Regions from separate parts of the Homo sapiens genome. Here region 1 is linked to region 2. The links are chromatin contacts, found by Hi-C or POLR2A ChIA-PET in ENCODE. All regions are on one chromosome and are shown on one strand. The core of a region is the stretch at or near the end of the contact, and the rest is flanking DNA. Distances in the headings are between cores, read along the strand shown.

Region 1 (2,739 bases), core at 23-2,522, 670 kb before region 2:
TTACATGGGAGACCCCAGGACAAATACCTGGGGGCTGAATTGTGTGACAACCAAAAAGTTTCCAAGGACAAATTTGAAATTTGACTATTTGCACAGGGATGTCAGAGCTTTGTTGGATGATGGTACCCCGTGGGTGCCCTGACATACCTGAAGCTCTGTTTGAATAACGAACACAGTGAACAGTGAAATGGCCCTTTGCATAATCTGGGAAAGTCCTTGGAAATCCTGATGTGAAAGGCAGACTGGAAAAGGTCATTGTTGAGATTTTCCCTCCCCTCCCCTCCCCTCCCCTCCCCTCCCCTCCCCCCTCCCTCTCTCTCCCTCTCTCTCTTTCTCTCTCTCTCCCTTCCTTTCTCTTTCTCTCTTTCTTTCTTTCCTTTTCTGAGGCACAGTGTCACTATGTTGCCCAAGCCAGTCTCAAACTCCTGGGCTCAAATAATTCTCCCGCCTCGGCCTCCCAAAGTGCTGGGACTGCAGGCATGAGCCACCACGCTCAGCCACTGTTGAGATGTTGTAAGCAAATTGTTATGGAATGCAACCCCAAATTCATATATTGAAACCCTAACCTCCACTGTGATGGTAGTTGGAGGTGGGACCGCTGGCGGGTAGTGAGTTGATCATGAGGATGGAGCCCCCAGGATGGGATTAGTGTTTTTTATAAAAAGAGATTAGTGTGCTCTCCTTCCTCCCAACCCCTTCTCTGTCAAGTGAGGATACAACAAAAAGATAGCCACTTGCCAACCAGAAAGAGGGCTTTCACCAGACACGAAATCTGTCAGCAACTTGATCTCAGACTTGCCAGGCTGCAGAATGATGAGAAATAAATGTTTGTTGTTGAAGCCACCCAGTCTATGGTATTCATTATAGCAGCTCAAACAGACTAAGATGCAAATCAATATAAAACACTCTGTGAAAAAAAAGAAATGCTTTCAATATTTTCCAGTGAAAAAGAACTCATAATAAGGATTTGACATTGTTTGACAGGAAGGAAGGCTTCTGTTTCTAGTTTTTTAGTTAACTTGACAGTGAAGTTCAAGTTTGACAGTTTAAACTTTCTTTGGTTTGAAATCATCATTGCCAGGTGGGGGAAGAGGAAGCAGGACCCACACAGGACTCAGGAGGGCATTTAGGTCATTCTACCCAGGCCATTGCCATTCTCTTCCTACTCCTCTGAAAGAAAGGGAGGCTTTGACGTCAGGCGTGGGTGAGTCATCTTTCCTCCCAGGGCCTCCGGCTGGAATTTGCAGGCTGTCTTTGCAGCAGCTATTCTGTTAGTCATTCACAAAAAAGCATCCTGGAAAAGCTGAAGGGAAATGCTTGGATGGACAAGTGATTAAATTTCTATTTTCATGGCAGAGAACCTGCTGGCTTGCTCACAAAAGCAGCTGCATCCAGTACCAGGCACCCCAAGGGCACCCGGTAAATACTTGTGGATTCATTGACGAAAAGATCTGCTGGGTTCTCTTAAATCTTGGTGTTGAAACTGAATTTTCAGATACGATTATGTGACTGGTAGATAAGGTTTTGTGCCTATTTACTTCTCCATGCTCAAATGTCAAATCAAATTTATTGGGTTTACATAAAGAGGTTAGTAACATTGCTGGCCCTACTATCATGAACATTGTGAAAGGAAAATGAATAAGGCCCTTTCTGAAGCTTTATCTGCAGGGGTACATGTGTGGGATTCAATGGAAGGAAAGTTGAACTGTGAGCTAAGAATGATTGTCTCTTTTGCTCCAGGAAGCCCTCAGCAATCATTTGATCTTTTTTGAGAATCTGTTAGGGAAAAGAATAAAAATATCTCCTTACCTGCCAGAAATGCAGGGAAACAAGAATGAAGCAAAAGGAAGAGTATGAGTCCTACATCCTTCCAGCCTGAGACAGGATGTATCCTTATTGCTTTGCCTGCAGTGAACTGACAGGGAATCTGAGATGCACAGAGGCATGGTGAATTAGCCAGAGAAGTCTAGCAACTGCAGCCTGAGCCCTCTTCCCTTTTCCGTCTCTTAGGCGATCTCCACAGCTTTATACACGATCTACGTCCATGACTCTTAATTAGATTTCTATCTCTAGTCCTTCTCCTTCTTCACATATATAACTTTGTGCTTTACACTTTTATGTGAAGTTCTGGTAGGTATTTCAAACTTCACATTCGAACTCAAACTCATGACTTTCACCTCAAGCATGCTCCTCCCTTGTCTCCCTTAGGAGGGACTACCGTTTACAGTTATCTAAGCCAAAAAGTCTAGGCGTCATCCTTGAATCCTCTGTTCTTTTCATCCCCCATGAGATACAATTTGGTATTAAGACAAATTCTTTCTCTGTTTCTTTCTCTCTATTTCCACTGTGAATACCCTAGAATAAACCATGCTCCTTTCTCACTGGGTGGACAGCAGTCACTCTAGTCTCTCTTATTTTACTCTTGACTTCTATTGATATAGGAGTTAAGAAGAAATTACTTAGGCAGATAGTGAGGGTACTGGAGTCCTCGATAAGATTTTCCTTTTTAATGAAAAGCAGCCCCAAATCATTTTCTAACAAACAACAGCTTGTAAAATCAAGCTGCAGACATAGACAAGCAAGCTGGAAGATTGCAGGGATGAATCCCAGTAGAAAAGCACTATCTGGGACTAGGCATGTTCAAAATGGCAGCTTCATCTTCCCTTCCCTTTGCCAGCCACGTGTACAGTAAGGAGCAGACAAGATGGCACCAGCCAAGTTGAAAGCCCATTTGCATAA
Region 2 (2,953 bases), core at 342-2,841:
AGATCTAGAAGGACAAAGCTCTAGGCAAAATAGCAAATCACAACTAGTCTCTCAGCGTGTCCTAAGCATTCGGCAGCCCTGGGAACAGGCAGACCCTGCAGGAGCTACCCAGGGCATCCAGTGAGAAAATGGCAAACATATCATCCCGCCAAATTCTGATCAGAACCCCAACACCCAGGCCCCAAAGTCAGTGTACGCGCTGCGCATCTCCGCGGCTTTTTCAGTGGTGGGTGCAAACCACAGGCACCTCCCGGACTCCTTGGAGGTGCTGGTTCCGGCTGAGCCTAGTCCCCCACCCCACCCCGAATCAGGGGTTTACCAAGGGTCTCTTCAAAGTGGCAGCCGCACTGTGAAAGTGAAACCAGACACTTGAAAACTGTCTTTCCTCTCTCTAAGGTTGCTGGCTGATGGAGCCACCGGCAGGGGTCCCGGGGGTGCTAGGAATTCTGATGGATGTTCTCCGAGGACCCTTCGCTGCTCTCGTTGAGGGGCGTCTCCGAGGTCTCCTCCAGCTCATCGTCTGCCCCCTCCTCCTGAATGGTGAGGTGCACGTCCGGGGAGGAGGACTCGGAGCTCACGCTGTCCCCTTCCATGGAACAGAGGGTGCAGGACAGCGCGGGCGCCACGCTCTCCTGCAGCATGTTCAGCATCAGGGGCACCTGCACCGACCTCAGGCCCGACACCACAGGCAGCGGCTTCATGGCCTCCCCCCAGAGCCGCTCCTCGTCTTTGTACAGCAGCAGGAGGCTGGACTTCTTCTCCCGCCTCTTGGATTTCATGTAGCCCAGCATGATTCCGATCAAGAAAATGCCGTAGAAGGACATGACAACCAGAATGTAGAAGTACTCGTTGCCATTGCCGCTGCCGCCGCCGGCCGCACGGGACTCCAGGGGGCTGCTGGAGGCGGCGGTGCCGGGGTGCGTGCTGTTCAGAGGCTCCATTTTCAGCATTGAGGCTGCCTCCACAGCAGGGGCTGGGGAAAAAGCCGCAGGTTAGAACTCTCCCCCAGGTCCTGGGCACAGGGAGGTGGGGGAGCACGAGGTTTGTGGAACTGCAATACCAAAAAAGCTTAAAAGTGCATGAAAGAAATAGCATAAGAGGGTTCGCCAAACAGCTGACAAGAGTGAGCTATGAGGGCTTGGAGTGCACGGGAGAGAAGCCCGGGAAGGTTCACTGGGAAAAGTAAGAAGGACTTTTTTTTTTTTTTTTAGTGTACACATTTGTCCTGTTTGTAGTGAGCAGTATTACTTTGATTAAAAAAAAAATCAATGTAAGACAGGAGCATACAGTAAATAGTATCTTTAAAACTGGGAAACGTATTTTAACTGAGCAGAAACAAAGTTTACATTGTGTTTCCAAAACCAAACTATTTTAAATTCAAAACAATGTTTCCTTAGAACAAAGAAAAGCAGGAAGAAAATAAAGGAAAAAAATTCATCTATTAATTGGCAAAAATGTCCCTCTTTCAAATGTTTCTGAAAGCAAAGTGTAGCCTTGCTGACTTACCAAGGCTGACAGTTTGTCCCAAGTTTTGAATTCCCAAATCGTCCAGTCCAAGAGGGTTCTTCTGCTCTGTCCGGCTCTGCGCTCTGACAACTCCGCTGCTGCAGTTGGGATATATAGTCAAGAAGTGCATCGTCACGTGCTCTGGGAGGAAAATTTACAACAGAGATTGATCGTGGCAGAGTGAGCAGTGAACTGAAAGCACTGCAGTTCAACTCCCTGAACTTTGCAGCTGTGAAAAGTGAAAAAGACTGGGAAGTGGGAACTGCTCCTCAAGCCCCAGCACCCGGCCAGGGTTTTCAGGTAGCGGTGACGATGAGTGAAAAGAGGAGAAAGGGATGTGCTGTGCTGGAACCGTTACCCCAAAGTCCGCGCTCACTGAAAATTAGCTCATGCTTCGCGCGGCTCCTGGGGAATAACCATTATTGGGCTACAGGTTTTCAGAGGCAGCTGAATCCCATAATCTGGATGAAAGACAGTTGGAAGCAAGTGCGGGATTTACAGTCAAGGAACTGGGGCTTCGGTTTCAGTTCTTCCACTCCTTATGCAAATAAGATAAATCCTTCCTTAACCTCTCCGCACCTCACATTCCTCGTCTGTAAAATCGTTGTGCCTGGCGGGGGGGGGGGTCTTCTGCAGGTAGGATTATATAAACCACGTGACCTTTTGAGACCCTTTCAGCTTAACCCTTCTAAGATTGAAGGCTGCCTGGTGTTGCTTAGCCCTCTAAAAGCAGAGATTCTAGCTGCCTTCCACATCAAGGTCACAAACCTATGTTTATAATAATTTTTTTTTAAAAGCTCCCACATTCTTTTCAGTGGTCTGCATTAAGTGGAAACATGTTGTCGTAAAAGATACTATGGGCAGGTTTTGTTCCGTCCTGCCATACACAGCTGCTCCTCTGAAGCCTCATGCGGAGGCTATTGACACGTCTCTTTGCTGTCTCTCGTAGGTCAGGGGAGGAGCAGGACTATTTCAGAGTGCAACTAAGCACAGTTCAAGTTTTTTAAACCTCGGTAGACCCTGTGTTTAAATGGCTGCTGTGATCAAAATTGGAAGAGGAATTGCAGGCTTTAATGTCAGTCTCTCTGCTCCCTGGGCTGCTTATTCTGAGGCTTTCATGCTAAGTGGAAGGAAACTGGGAGAGATCCACTCCCTCCAGTTGTCTGTGGCCTGTGGATTGCAGCCAGACTGTCTTGTGGGCCAACTCTAAAGGAAACATCTCTCATGGTTCTGCTGTAGTCAAACTGACGCATGCGACATCCACCTGACCTGCTTGAACATATATAGCTTAGGCACTGGAATTTTCACTGCTGCTACAGGAACCCCCCTGGGTTTGCACCTGATCCTGATTCTAAGAAGACACCTGGAGGAAGAATAGGAAGATGAACTGAATGCTGCCATTTTTCCCACTTGACTACTCACCTGTGTTCATCCATAAATCCCCAGC

What was found. Hi-C counts contacts between places; a loop is a spot of excess contacts on that map. ChIA-PET counts read pairs that join two places held with the same protein, here RNA polymerase II (POLR2A). Pooled maps may share reads with other maps.
Region 1: a loop to region 2 is called in a map of A673, with 2.8 times the contacts of the local background. The contact joins the enhancer-like site here to the promoter of KCNE4 in region 2. A Hi-C loop is called at or near these places in 3 of 168 maps with a recorded cell type or tissue (A673, ascending aorta and chondrocyte) and 3 of 50 pooled maps. POLR2A ChIA-PET finds 5 or more read pairs at or near these places in 1 of 52 experiments (A673).

What each region holds. Positions count from the first base shown.
Region 1 is chr2:223,724,209-223,726,947 of GRCh38, reverse strand. No RefSeq gene overlaps it. Among named protein-coding and RNA genes, the nearest start is that of AP1S3, 110 kb to the left of the region's middle. RefSeq lists enhancers at 91-758, 454-1,653. Within about 2 kb of position 1,272, at least 25 of the 41 ENCODE cell types and tissues checked have a DNase peak (open chromatin) inside an H3K27ac peak, as active enhancers do; they include A673 and ascending aorta, where a contact is called at or near this core.
Region 2 is chr2:223,050,828-223,053,780 of GRCh38, reverse strand. It overlaps KCNE4 (potassium voltage-gated channel subfamily E regulatory subunit 4), which reads right to left and starts at 1,591. Exons shown (of 2, transcript NM_080671.4): 1 at 1,507-1,591; 2 at 1-973. The coding sequence starts at 950. The coding sequence ends at 438. RefSeq lists an enhancer at 736-1,283.